2 separate regions of the Homo sapiens genome follow, and region 2 is linked to region 1. A link is a loop called in an ENCODE intact Hi-C map of the cell type or tissue named here. Cell type or tissue: heart left ventricle. All regions are shown on one strand. Links, peaks and the distances in the headings refer to the core of each region. The heading gives the core; the rest is flanking DNA.

What was found. A loop is a pair of places that touch in the nucleus more often than their neighbours do. Peaks named below come from ENCODE experiments on the same cell type or tissue, not always from the same donor. Only the 100,000 strongest peaks of a DNase experiment are listed, where the experiment ranks them.
Region 2: a loop joins it to region 1, with 3 times the contacts of the local background. A loop is called at or near these places in 78 of 110 quality-filtered maps.

The regions. Positions count from the first base shown.
Region 1 is chr3:49,354,373-49,361,007 of GRCh38, forward strand. It overlaps GPX1 (glutathione peroxidase 1), which reads right to left and starts at 3,981. Exons shown (of 2, transcript NM_000581.4): 1 at 3,655-3,981; 2 at 2,804-3,375. The coding sequence starts at 3,906. The coding sequence ends at 3,016. It overlaps RHOA (ras homolog family member A), which reads right to left. Exons shown (of 5, transcript NM_001664.4): 5 at 4,773-6,010. The coding sequence ends at 5,837. RefSeq lists enhancers at 3,657-4,265, 4,174-4,503, 4,266-4,874 and a silencer at 3,954-4,013. In heart left ventricle, for the core only: no CTCF peak of the experiment used is centred there; DNase peaks (open chromatin) are centred at 3,209, 3,649, 4,039 and 4,409; H3K4me3 peaks cover 2,994 bases; H3K27ac peaks cover 2,752 bases.
Region 2 is chr3:49,403,541-49,410,175 of GRCh38, forward strand. The region is part of intron 1 of RHOA (ras homolog family member A); the gene reads right to left. Among named protein-coding and RNA genes, the nearest start is that of RHOA, 5.1 kb to the right of the region's middle. In heart left ventricle, for the core only: no CTCF peak of the experiment used is centred there; no DNase peak of the experiment used is centred there; H3K4me3 peaks cover 1,316 bases; H3K27ac peaks cover 802 bases.

The sequences.
Region 1 (6,635 bases), core at 1,715-5,714:
TTTTTTCTTGTCTTTTTTTCCTATTCTCAAAGCACAAAACATGCTTTTTTGATAATTATATACTGTCCTTCTGACTTCTTCAGGCACCTGGCAGAGCACACGGCACAGGACTGGATTATGAATGAATGAGGGAGCAAAGTGCTTTTGGGGAAGAGACATGTAGGACATTAGGGGTCACAGGCAATCTGGGTCCACCCAGATTTACAGGTTGCTATTCTCCATTCCAGGAGTCAGATTTGAAGTCTACAAATGTCAAAAAGCCTTGGTACCATTTGAGTGGATTTTTTTTTTTTTTTTTTTTTTTTTTTTGAGAAAGTGTCTCGCTCTGTTGCCCAGGCTAAAGTGTAATAGCGCAATCTCGGCTCACTGCAACCTCCGCCTCCCAGGTTCAGGCAATTCTCCCTGCCTCAGCCTCCAGAGTAGTTGGGATTACAGGCGCCCGACACCACACCTGGCTAATTTTTGTATTTTTAGTAGAGACGGGGGTTTCACCATGTCGGTCAGGCTGGTCTCCAACTCCTTGCCTCAAGTGATCTGCCCTCCTCGGATTACTTGGGATTATAAAATGCTGGGATTATAGGCGTGAGCGTCCATGAATGGCCACTCAGGAGCCTTGATTGCATTTATGAATGACTAATCTTCTTCCCCAGAAGTTAACAGTCTAGGAGGGGTACAGGGGCTAGCCATCTCAGGGCCCACAGGGCCCGGCATATGATATTCATCACAAATATTGATCTATTAATATAATAACATTCCATTCTGGCAGGGCGCAGTGGCTCACGCCTGTAATCCCAGCACTTTGGGAGGCCTAGGCAGGCAGATCACCTGAGGTCAGGAGTTTGAGACCAGCCTGGCCAACATGGCGAAATCCCATCTCTACTAAAAATATTAAAAAGTAGCCAGGCATGGTGGTAGGCACCTGTAATCCCAGCCACTGGGGAGGCTGAGGCAGGAGAATCGCTTAAACTTGGGAGGTGGAGGCTGCAGTGAGCTGAGATCATGCCACTGCACCCCAGCCTGGGCAAGAGTGAGACTCCTGAGAGTTCCAAGGAACAACACAAGTAGAGTGAGGTCCAAAGGGGAAGCTGATAGTTCTACCTGGGTCACCCCAAGGGGGACTCAAAGGCTGGGGCAGAGAGAACCAGAGGGAGGTGGGCCTGTTCAGGAGTTCTCAGGATGGAGCCAGAGCAGGTCCAGAAGGCCCTACAATCCTTAGTGACCTAAGGGCAGACAAAGGGGGAAAGCAGCAGCAAAGATCACTGCTTAGGGCAAGAGGAAAAGTCCTTGAGAGTTGGTTCAGACTAAGAAGGACCTTGAGTCACGAATTTGAACACAAATGCTGGGACTCCAGAACCTCTGGTCCACAGTCAGCGGGTGAACAGCACTACCATGTCTCTGGGTACCTGTTTGCACAAGCGGAAGCTACACCCAGGCCCTGCAGTCCCCTGCACTGCGTTAGGAAATGGCTCCAAATCTGTCTTGAAAGATTATTGCTGCTCAAGCCTGTAATCCCAGCACTTTGGGAGGCCAAGGCGGGTGGATCACGAGGTCAGGAGATCGAGACCATCCTGGCTAACACGGTGAAACCCCGTCTACTAAAAAACAGAAAAAAATTAGCCGGGCGTGGTGGCGGGCGCCTGTAGTCCCAGCTACTCGGGAGGCTGAGGCAGAATGGCGTGAACCCGGGAGGCGGAGCTTGCAGTGAGCCGAGATTACACCACTGCACTCCAGCCTGCGCAACAGAGCAAGACTGTCTCAAAAAAAAAAAAAAAAAAAAAAAAATTAAAGATTATTGGCAGCAGGGTCAACAGATGGAGAGGCTGGACCTGAGTGGTGCCCGAGAAGCAGCAGCTGGCTTCAAAGACAAGCCCTTATCCTGGGCCTGAATGTGCAATTAATTGCACGTTAAGTGTTGGGCAGGGCATAGTCAGAAGGGCCAGTTAAATTATAGTTTTCTCACTCTTGAATATATGAGGCAGAAACTTGTAAGATCATCGTCACAGCAGATACAGGCACTTGGTAGCAACATGGAAAGATCTAGCCAGATAACAGAATTTATAACATTGCATGAGCTTCCGTGTAAAATGGGATTGTGTGGACCTAACAATTGGAGAGGCCATGACTCCAAATGTGAGTGGGGGCTCATGTTATTTTGTGACAGTCATTTCAGCGTGCAGCAAGTAGTCAGAAGTCTATCATTTGAGTTAGGCAGTCAACCATTGCCTTGTGTCTTTTTTGAAGTAAGGACTTTGTTGTAACTGGGTCTTGAGATGGCCCTTTGCATGTTCTGGTGAAGGCAGAAATGCAGGCCAGGAGCCAGACTTCCCACAAAGGAAAGAGTGGATCCTACACGCTGCAGACAAAAGGACAGAAAGTTCAGACTTGGCTAGGATAAGGGAAGGAGGATTAAGTTCCCACCACTATGACAATGAGGTTAGAAAAAGTATCGCCAGGCCGGGTGCGGTGGCTCATACCTGTAATCCCAGCACTTTGGGAGGCCGAGGCGGGTGGATCACGAGGTCAGGAGATCGATACCATCCTGGCTAACACGGTGAAACCCTGTCTCTACTAAAAATACAAAAAATTAGCCGGGCGTGGTGGCAGGCACCTGTAGTCCCAGCTACTCAGGAGGTTGAGGCAGGAGAATGGCGTGAACCCGGGAGGCGGAGCTTGCAGTGAGCCTAGATTGCGCCACTGCACTCCAGCCTGGGCAATAGAGCAAAAAACTCCGTCTCAAAAAAAAAAAAAAAAAAAGAAAAGAAAAAGAATTCCCAAATGACAATGACACAGGACATACACACAGTTCTGCTGACACCCGGCACTTTATTAGTGGGGAAACTCGCCTTGGTCTGGCAGAGACTGGGATCAACAGGACCAGCACCCATCTCGAGGTGGTATTTTCTGTAAGATCAGGTGTTCCTCCCTCGTAGGTTTAGAGGAAACACCCTCATAGATGAAAACCCCCCCGAGACAGCAGCACTGCAACTGCCAAGCAGCCGGGGTAGGAGGGGCGCCCTAGGCACAGCTGGGCCCTTGAGACAGCAGGGCTTCGATGTCAGGCTCGATGTCAATGGTCTGGAAGCGGCGGCTGTACCTGCGTAGGGGCACACCGTCAGGGCCCACCAGGAACTTCTCAAAGTTCCAGGCAACATCGTTGCGACACACCGGAGACCAGGTGATGAGCTTGGGGTCGGTCATAAGCGCGGTGGCGTCGTCGCTGGGAGCTGGCAGGGCCTCCCGCAGGAAGGCGAAGAGAGGGTGCGCCCCCGCACCGTTCACCTCGCACTTCTCGAAGAGCATGAAGTTGGGCTCGAACCCACCACCAGGCCGGACGTACTTGAGGGAATTCAGAATCTCTTCGTTCTTGGCGTTCTCCTACAGGAGAGAAGGGCAGCTAGAACCCGGGGTCAAGAGGAGGAGAGAAACGTTCTAACCACAAACAAGGGAGATTTTCTATGAGTCACCGGGATTTTGCCCTCCATGCGCAATCCCAAGGGCGGAGAGGAATTTCAGCAGCTACGAGCAACAGAAAGGAAACGAGAGAGTAGCCAGACTCTCCGCGCATGGAGCCGACGGCACCCACCAGCACACCGCCGGCGCCCCCAGCCACTACTGCACGTCCGCCCCCGCCCCGCCCCGCTCCGCCCGGCGCACCTGATGCCCAAACTGGTTGCACGGGAAGCCGAGCACCACCAGGCCCCGGGGTCCGAGGCGCCGCTGCAGCTCGTTCATCTGGGTGTAGTCCCGGACCGTGGTGCCTCAGAGGGACGCCACATTCTCGATAAGTAGTACCTTGCCCCGCAGGGAGCCCAGGCTCACAGGCTCCCCGCCGGCCAGCGGGCGCGCCGAGAAGGCATACACCGACTGGGCCGCCGCCGCCGCCGCCGCTAGCCGAGCAGCACACATGGCGCAATTGTCCAAGAAGCCAGCGGAGCGCCCCGAACAAGCACTGTAAGGGGAGGCCAGCAGGCGCCTCCTTTTAACTGGCCGGCGGCGGGTCACGTGGCACAGGCAGTTTTCCGGGCCTGAGGGTCCCGCCTCATCCGGCCCCCGCCCTACCCGGAGGGCTCGGCCCCTCCTCAGCCAGGAAAAGGCTGGAGAGTGCGCCCGAGCGGGACGCGTGCTCCTCCTAAGCCGGAAGGAGCAGCAGGCATGTCTGGTCTGGCCCAGGCAACCAGGCGGCAGCGGTCCAGGTTACCCTTCCAAGGGCTGGGGCCCTCGAGGGCTCCGTTTTTTCTCAGAGGTTCCTGAGTTAGGATGTGGGGTTTGGCATAGGAGGCTGGTGGGCGACGGCAGCAGCTGCAGGAGCTGCCCGTGCACAAACAGCCCTCCTCTCCTGTGCCATGTTACCGGCAGTGCAGGGGACAGCCAGAGGGATCTAGGCTTCCGGTCTCCCTCCTCCCTGTCTCCAAAGCGGCACCGCCCTCGTGCGGGTTTTCTAACCGGGCAGAGTCCTGGAAGCTCTGCCCCAGCCTCCTTAAGTGGAGCCCAGTAGCTCGCCGAGGCCAAGGAAACGCTGCCGGAGTCCTCCCTCCCTGGCCTCCTCAGGCTGCATTCACCCTACCCCCAAATCTGAACCAGAATGCGGTACAGGGTAATCATTTCCATGTTGTTGGGAGGGACCAGATTAGCTGCTGGGTGGGTGGGAGGTGGGGCACAAGCTAGTCCTTTGCACTCAACAAACCTCTCCAGGGTGAGCTAGGCCAGGAAGTCCTTGCATCCTCCTACCCCCAGCCCTGGAGAGAGCAACACAAACAACAGGATACAGGAAGTTTAGAAAACTGCCTTTATTCTATTAGTAGTTGGAAAAATTAACTGGTACAGAAAAAAAGTTTAGTCAGCTGGAGAGAAGAGAGACTGAGTGCCACCCATGAGAACTGGTGGCTCCTCTGGGAGGGAACCTGGATACAGTGAGGAGAAAAGAGCACTGTGAATTAGAGCCAGATGCTTAAGTCCAGGTGAGACAGGTTATGCCATCTTCCAAAGTGTCTAATTGCCTCAGGCGTGAAACCAATTCCTATTTACTTAGCCCAGCTCCATGGGGTACTGAGATACATGGGGCCGAAAAGGGGTAATATGGCCATCTTTTATCAGAAAAAGTGACAAAACGGGAATTTAAAAAATGAATTTTCCATCTGACTTTATTTCCAAATACACTTTCTTTTTTAAAAAACCAATACACTTTCTTTGAGGATGACAGTATTAGGAAATCCAATTATACAAAAAATACTACATCTAGTCTGGGGTAGATATATTTATTTTTGGTAACATACATTAAGTGGCACTAATTACACAGTAACTATAAGGTAACTAACATGAAACCACAGAACTGTAACTCTGCCACAGCTGCATGAACTTGGGCTTTTCTGGTTGAGCCCATTTTCAAAAAACTGCCCACCCCAGAGCTATGCCAACAAAATCTGTTACGGAGTAAAGCCCTGAAGTGGTGACTCACCAGAGTACCTTGCAGCTGACAGATAATAGGCAGGACATGTTAGTTATAAAGTAGTTACAGCCTAATTCACAAAAGTTACCAACTGTTTCTCTTTCTAGAAAGAAGCAAGAAGTTAAGAAATTCCTTGAATTAGCGCCTGGTGTGTCAGGTGGGAGTGCAGAGGAGGGCTGTTAGAGCAGTGTCAAAAGGACCCTGGTGGGCCAGACGGGTTGGACATCGTTAATAATCATAGTTGGCTTCTAAATACTGGTAGCAAGATGACTTCTGATTTGTAATCTTAGGTAAATTATAGATAAATGAAAAAGGCCAGTAATCATACACTAAGATTAATAAACAGCACTTCAAAATTAACCGCATAAGGGCTGTGCTTGCAGCAAGGTTTCACAAGACAAGGCACCCAGATTTTTTCTTCCCACGTCTAGCTTGCAGAGCAGCTCTCGTAGCCATTTCAAAAACCTCTCTCACTCCATCTTTGGTCTTTGCTGAACACTCCATGTACCCAAAAGCGCCAATCCTGTTTGCCATATCTCTGCCTTCTTCAGGTTTCACCGGCTCCTAGCAAAGAAAAAAAAATAGTCCTTTTAGCTAATAGTGTGGCATACATATAGTAAGTAAAAAGTATTCAAATTCATCTAAAAGATTTTTTTTTCTTTTTTTGAGACAGTTTTGCTCGTCGGTCGCCCAGGCTGGAGGGCAATGGCATGATCTCAGCTGACTGCAACCTCCACCTCCTGGGTTCAAGGGATTCTCCCGCCTCAGCCTCCCGAGTAGCTGGGACTACAGGTGCCCACCACCACGCCCAAGTAATTTTTTAGTAGAGATGGGGTTTCACCATTTTGGCCAGGCTGGTCTCGAACTCCTGACCAAGTGATCTGCCCACCTCGGCCTCCCAAAGTGCTGGGATACAGGCATGAGCCACTGTACCCAGCCTAAAAAAAAAAAAGACTTTCAAAAGCTGTTAAACTTGGCTGGGTGTGGTGGCTCACACCTGTAATCCCAGCACTTTGGGAGGCTGAGCTGGGCGGATCACGAGTTTAGGAGATCAAGACCATCCTGGCCAACATGGTGAAACCCCTCTTTACTAAAATACAAAAAATCACCTGGGTGTGGTAGTGGGCGCCTGTAACCCCAGCTACTCAGGAGGCTGAGGCAGGGGAATCGCTTAAATCTGGGAGGCGGA
Region 2 (6,635 bases), core at 1,707-5,706, 49 kb after region 1:
CCTCTCTCTACAAAAAAAAAAATTACAAAATAAAAATGTAGCCAGGCGTGGTGGTGCACACCTGCAGTCCCAGCTACTCGGGAGGCTAAAGCAGAGAATTCTTGGGCCTAGGAGGTCGAGGATGTAGTAAGCCATGATTCCGACACTGCACTTCAGCTGGGTGACAGAACAAGGCCCTATGTCTAAAAAAAATAAGAACAAAAAAATTATCAAACTATCATTTAAAGTATGTGCATTTTATTGTATGCAAATTAAACCTCCATGAAGGTAATTAAACCTCAGGTGATTCCAATTTGGGGAACTGGATTCCAAGTTTGGGAACAGTGGAGTCTAGGAACCACTGTTCTTAAGTACCAGGAACCAAGTAGTAAGCCCTGTTTTATTCCAAGAAATCTTAGGGTGCTACTCCCACTACCCTCCCACCACCCCCGAAAAAAGGTACTACAAACTGTAACCTGAATAGTGAAAGTTGAAGATAGCTGGACTCAGTGGCTCATGCCCGTACTTGCAGCACTTTGGGAGTCTGAGGTGGGAGGACTGTTTGAGCCCAGGAGTCTGAGACCCAACCTGGGCAAGACAGCAAGACTCCATCTCTACAAAATGTAAAAATATTAGCTGGGCGCAGTGGCACATACACCTGTAGTCCCAGCTACTAGGGAGGACGAGGCGTAAGGATACCTTGACACCAAAAGTTGGAGGCCACCATGAGCTATGACTGTGCCACTGCACTCCAGCCTAGATGACAAAACAAGACCTTATCTCTCCAAAAAAAAGCCAGGCGCAGTGGCTCACACCCGTAATCCCAGTACTTTGGGAAGCCAAGGCAGGTGGATCACAAGGTCAGGAGTTCAAGACCAGCCTGGCCAACAAAGTAAAACCCCGTCTCTAGTAAAACACACACACACACACACACACACAAAATTAGCCGGGCATGGTGGCACGCACCTGTAGTCCCAGCTACTTGGGAGGCTGAGGCAGGAGAATCGCTTGCACCCTGGTAGGCAGAGATTGCAGTGAGCCGAGATTGTGCCACTACACTCCAGCTTAGACAACAGAGCAAGACTCCGTCTCAAAAAAAAAAAAAAAAAAAAAAAAAAAGGCCAGAAGGCCAGGCACGGTGGCTCACGGCTGTAATCCTAGCACTTTGGGAGGCCAAGGCAGGCAGATTGCCTGAGCTCAGGAGATGGAGACCAGCCTGGGCAACATGGTTAAACCCCGTCTCTACTAAAATACAAAAAAAAAAAAAAATTAGCCAGGCGTGGCAGCATGCACCTGTAGTCCCAGTTTACCTGGGAGGCTAAGGCAGGAGAACCGCATGAACCCGGGAGGCAGAGTTTGCAGTGAGCCGAGATCACGCCACTGCACTCCAGCCTGGGCGACAGAGCGAGACTCTTGTCTCCAAAAAAAAAAATAATAAAAAAAGTAGGCCAGGCGCGGTGGCTCACACCTATAATCCCAACACTTTGGGAGGCGGAGGCAGGCAGATCACCTGAGGTCAGGAGATCGGGACCATCCTGGCTAACACGGTAAAACCCTGTCTCTACTAAAAATACAAAAAAAAAAAACACCTAGCCGGGCGTGGTGGCGGGCACCTGTAGTCTCAGCTACTCAGGAGGCTGAGGAAGGAGAACTGCTTGAACTCGGAGGGCGGAGGTTGCAGTGAGCCGAGATCGCGCCACTGCACTCCAGCCTGGGTGACAGAGCGAGACTGTGTCTCAAAAAAAAAAAAAAAAAAAAAAAAATTAGCTGGGCATGGTGACATGCCTGTAAACCCCAACTAATGGGGAGGCTGAGGCAGGAGAATCACTTGAATCCAGGAGGTGGAGGTTGCAGTGAGCTGGGATCACGCCATTGCACTCCAGCCTGGGCAACAAGAGCAAAACTCCATCTCAAAAAATAAATAAATAAAATAAGTTAGTTGAAGGGCTACATGTCTGGCACTTGAGGTAAGTGCTTCTCTCTCACTGAAATCTCATGGCGCTTCCTTACCATTCCCTTTCTACAGAAGAAAAAAACTGAATTACAAAGGAGACATACTACTGCCAAGGGTCTCAAGCCATCAAGTGTCAGAGCTAGTATTTAACTGTCAGTTTCTCTCCAGAATCCATGCTCTTAAATAAGATACTCTACTGCCTTTTCTTTCCTTCTTTTTTTTGTGTGTATGTTTGAGACGGAGTTTCGCTCTGTTGCCCGGGCTGGAGTGCAGCAATCTTGGCTCACTGCAACCTGCGCCTCTCAAGTTCGAGGGATTCTCCTGCTTCAGCCTTCCGAGTAGCTGGGATTACAGGCACTCACTAATACACTCGGCTGATTTTTGTATTTTTAGTAGAGATGGGGTTTCACCATGTTGGTCAGACTGGTTTCGAACTCCTGACCTCAGGTGACCCACCCACCTCGGCCTCCCAAAGTGCTGGGATAACTGGCATGAGCCACCATACGCAGCCTGCCTTCTGTTTCTGAACTTAAGATCTTCAAAAGATAAACAGAGCTTCATTATGAATAACTGGAAAAGTTAAACAAGAGATTTCATCCAGAAAAGAAATTTTCCACACACACAAAAAAACAGGTATTTCCAACAAAGCTGCCATATCACATAATAAAATTATCTTGTAGAAAAAAGCATTAACAAAGTGTTACAACATTAAATATCCATCTTAAATTTACTTCCTTAACCTCTCAAAGCCTATATCCCAAACAAAGTTACAAAAAAAAATCCCAGTAGTAGAGCATATGATCTCTAGGTCCATGGAAGAGACACCAGAGAATCACAACTCATCTGCAACATACAGACTAGGATACAATGGCTAGAAGAATACAGTAAAATAAAAATGTATACATAACAAAAGTTAGAATGCTCAACCATATACTTGAAGTCAAAACAAGCAACTTTTTTAAATCATGGGACTGAATCCTTGTGCTTTAGAGCAGCTATAAGCTTCAGAAATTAAAAATCTTGGCCAGGGTAGCTCACGCCCGTAATCCCAGCAGGAAGCTGAGGCGGGTGGATTGCCTGAGGTCAGGAATTTGAGACCAGCCTGGCCGACATGGTAAAATTCTTGTCTCTACTAAAATACAAAATACAAAAATTAGCCAAGGGTGGTGGGCAGGTGGTGGATGGCACCTGTAATCGAGCTAGTGGGTAGGTTGAGGCACGAGAATCGCTTGACTCACATCTTTAATCCCAGCACTTTGGGAGGCTGAGGCAGGAGGACAACTTGAGCCCAGGAGTACAAGATCTGTCTGGGCAACATAGCAAGACACCATCTCTAGTACAAAAAAAGAGAAGAAAAAAATAAAGCAAAAAAATTTTAAAAACAAATCCTTAGTGGCTCATGCTTGTAATCCCAACACCTTGGGAGGCCAAGGTGGGTGGGTCACGGGGTCACGAGGTCAAGAGATCAAGGCCATCCTGGCCAACATGGTGAGATCCCGTCTTTACTAAAAATACAAAAATTAGTCGGGCATGGTCACACACACACACCTGTAGTCCCAGCTACTCTAGAGACTGAGGCACGAGAATCGCTTGAACCTGGGAAACAAAGGTTGAAGTGAACAAAGATCACTCACTGCACTCCAGCCTGGGTGACAGTGAGACCCTGTCTCAAGAGAAGAGAAGAGAAGAACCAATGACTTCAAATAAAATAGGCAGAAGTCACTAAGTCAAGGAAATTAATATTATGAAATCCTTTCCGTTTTTTTTTTTTTTTTTTTTTTTTTGAGTCTTGCACCGTCTCCCAGGCTGGAGTGCAATGGCTCGATCTCTGCTCACAGCAACCTCCGCCTCCCAGGTTAAAGTGATTCTCCTATCTCAGCCTCCTGAATAGCCGGGATTATAGGCGCCTGCTGCCACGCCCAGCTAATGTTTTGTATTTTTAGTAGAGACAGGGTTTCACCATGTGGCCAGGCTGGTCTCAAACTCCTGACCTCAAGTGATCCACCTGCCCAGCACTTCCAAAGTGCTGGGATTACAGGCATCAGCCACTGCTCCCAGCCAGGAATTCCTTTTTATATTTGTCCAAATTATCATATTAGTTTACTATTTAGTCAGAATGGAATTAGATCTACTCCTACTCACAGTGATTCTAGTTTTTTTTTTAATATCAGATCATGTCATTCCCTTTCTAAAGAATATCTAAATGACTTCTAATCTCAGAACAAATCCAAAGAATTTCCCATGTCCTAAAGGCCCTATATGATTTGGCCCCTGCCCACCTCTCTAACCTCTTTTTACCTCCAACTTTTCCTTTCACTCCACTTCAAACTTACTTCATTGGCTGTGTATGTTTTCCTCTTTCCCTTCACTTAAATTTAAGATACTATCATAAATATGCTTAAATATGGCCAGACATAGTGGCTCTCACCTGCAATCTCAACACTTTCAGAGGCCAAGGGGGGCAGATCACAAGGCCAGGAGTTCGAGAACAGCCTGACCAACATGGTGAAACCCCGTCTCTACTAAAAATACAAAAATTAGCTGAGCACAGTGGCGCATGCTGGTACTCCCAACTACTCCAGAGGCCGAGGCACAAGAATCACTTGAACTAGGAGGCGGCGGTTGCAGTGAGCCGAGATGGCGCTACTGCACTCTGGCCCGGACGACAGAGTGAGACTCAGTCTCAAAAGAGAAAAAAAAAAAAATATATATATATACACACACACATACACACACGTATATGTACACATATATATACGTATACACGTATATGTACACATATATATACGTATACACGTATATACGTATACACAAGTATATATACATATACACACACACACATATGCTTAAATATACATACTCATCCTCTTCAAAAAATAAAATCAAGCTAAGTTTGGCATAAACTGCATACTGATTGCAATTTAGCAAGAGTATTTGATGTTTTTCTTTATTATTAGCTATAAAAATGTATTTGGATGAAGCATCAATAAACTGAGACCAACACCCAGAACGAGCAGCTTCAGTGCCTGATTTTCAGTCACATGACTATCGTAATTATGAACATACCAAGGCCTTCACTTAATACTACAGCTCCACAGATTAAAGATGAGGGATTTTATAGTAATTACAAACTTCAAACCGTCTTGGAAATTTTAATCCCACAAATGAGCATGTCCCCAAAGAGCCCCATGTATAGCAAGGCATGTAACATTAAGTTCAAAATTTAGTTATATTAATGTGTAGTTACAAGCAAACAGTTCCATTGGGCAGGTAAACAAAGGAATAAACTAAATGGCAGAGTCAGACAAAATACTTAAGATCCTTTTTTTTTTTTTTTGAGACGGAGTCTCGCTCTGTTGCCCTGGCTGGAGCACAGTGGCGCGATCTCAGCTCACGGCAAGCTCCGCCTCTCGGGTTCACGCCATTCCCCTGCCTCAGCCTCCAGAGCAGCTGGGACTACAGGCGCCCGCCACCACACCCAGCTAATTTTTTTTGTATTTTTAGTAGAGACGGGGTTTCACCGTGTTAGCCAGGATGGTCTCCAGACCTCGTGATCCGCCCGCCTCGGCCTCCCAAAGTGCTGGGATTACAGGCATGAACCACCGCGCCCTGCCAGGATCCTTTTAAAACTACAAATATGGGTGGGCGTGGTGGCTCACCCTTGTAATCCCAGCACTTTGGGAGGCCAAGGCAGGCGGATCACCTGAGGTCAGGAGTTCAAGACCAGCCTGGCCAACACGGTGAAACCCCATCTCTACTAAAAATACAAAAGTTAGCCAGGAATGGTGGTGGGTGCCTGTAGTCCCAGCTACTCCAGGGGCCGAGGCAGGAGAATCACTTGAACCCAGGAGGCAGACGGTGCAGTGAGCTGAGATCGCGCCACTGCACTCCAGCCTGGGCAACAGAGTGAGACTCCATTTCAAAAATAAAAATAAATATAAAACTACAACTATATGGCCAATTTTAAAATCCAGTGACTATGTACTATTTATCATAATCACTAGTAACCACAATGCAATTAAACCCAAGGTGCTGTCTACAGAAGGCCAGCAGCTTCAAATTAGCTCTCTTAGAAGCTGATCAGTCTTTCTTCTCAGAGTTAACATATATCTCTCAGCTCTCTAAGACAATTAAAAAGACGCAAACTAGCACCTTCTCCAGTCACTGCATGGACTCCACCCCATGGACAAGAAACACCTGAAGAGCTACCTGTTTTTACTCTCCTAATAACTTACACCCCCATATGACCAGAATAAACTTTTAAAAAGCAGTTAACTGACAAATGGAAAGAAATCAGGACTACGAAAATACTCCACCACCACCACATGCATGTGCACAGGGAATTGTTTACTTGATACACGCAGTACCCCAAATCAACAGTCAAAAGTGCCCACAGTTAACTAAAAATATCTTAGCCTGACCTAAATATCTTGGTTTTGAAGCAGTAAAGTGTAGGCCTTGCTCTAGAAGTTGGTCCCTTAAAAAAAAATCCAAACAAAGCCATGATTAGGCCAACCAGGGACCCTCGTACATTCATCTATCTCCCTCAATTGAAGGCAGGACCATCCAGTTAACAAGGGGAGAGTGCTGTGTAAGCTAATGAACCGAAATTTTTTGGCAAATGAACAGTTTCTCCCAAACTATTCACCATCAACAAGGTTTAAAAGAAGAAACAATGGAATAAGCTAGAAGTCCTGAATTT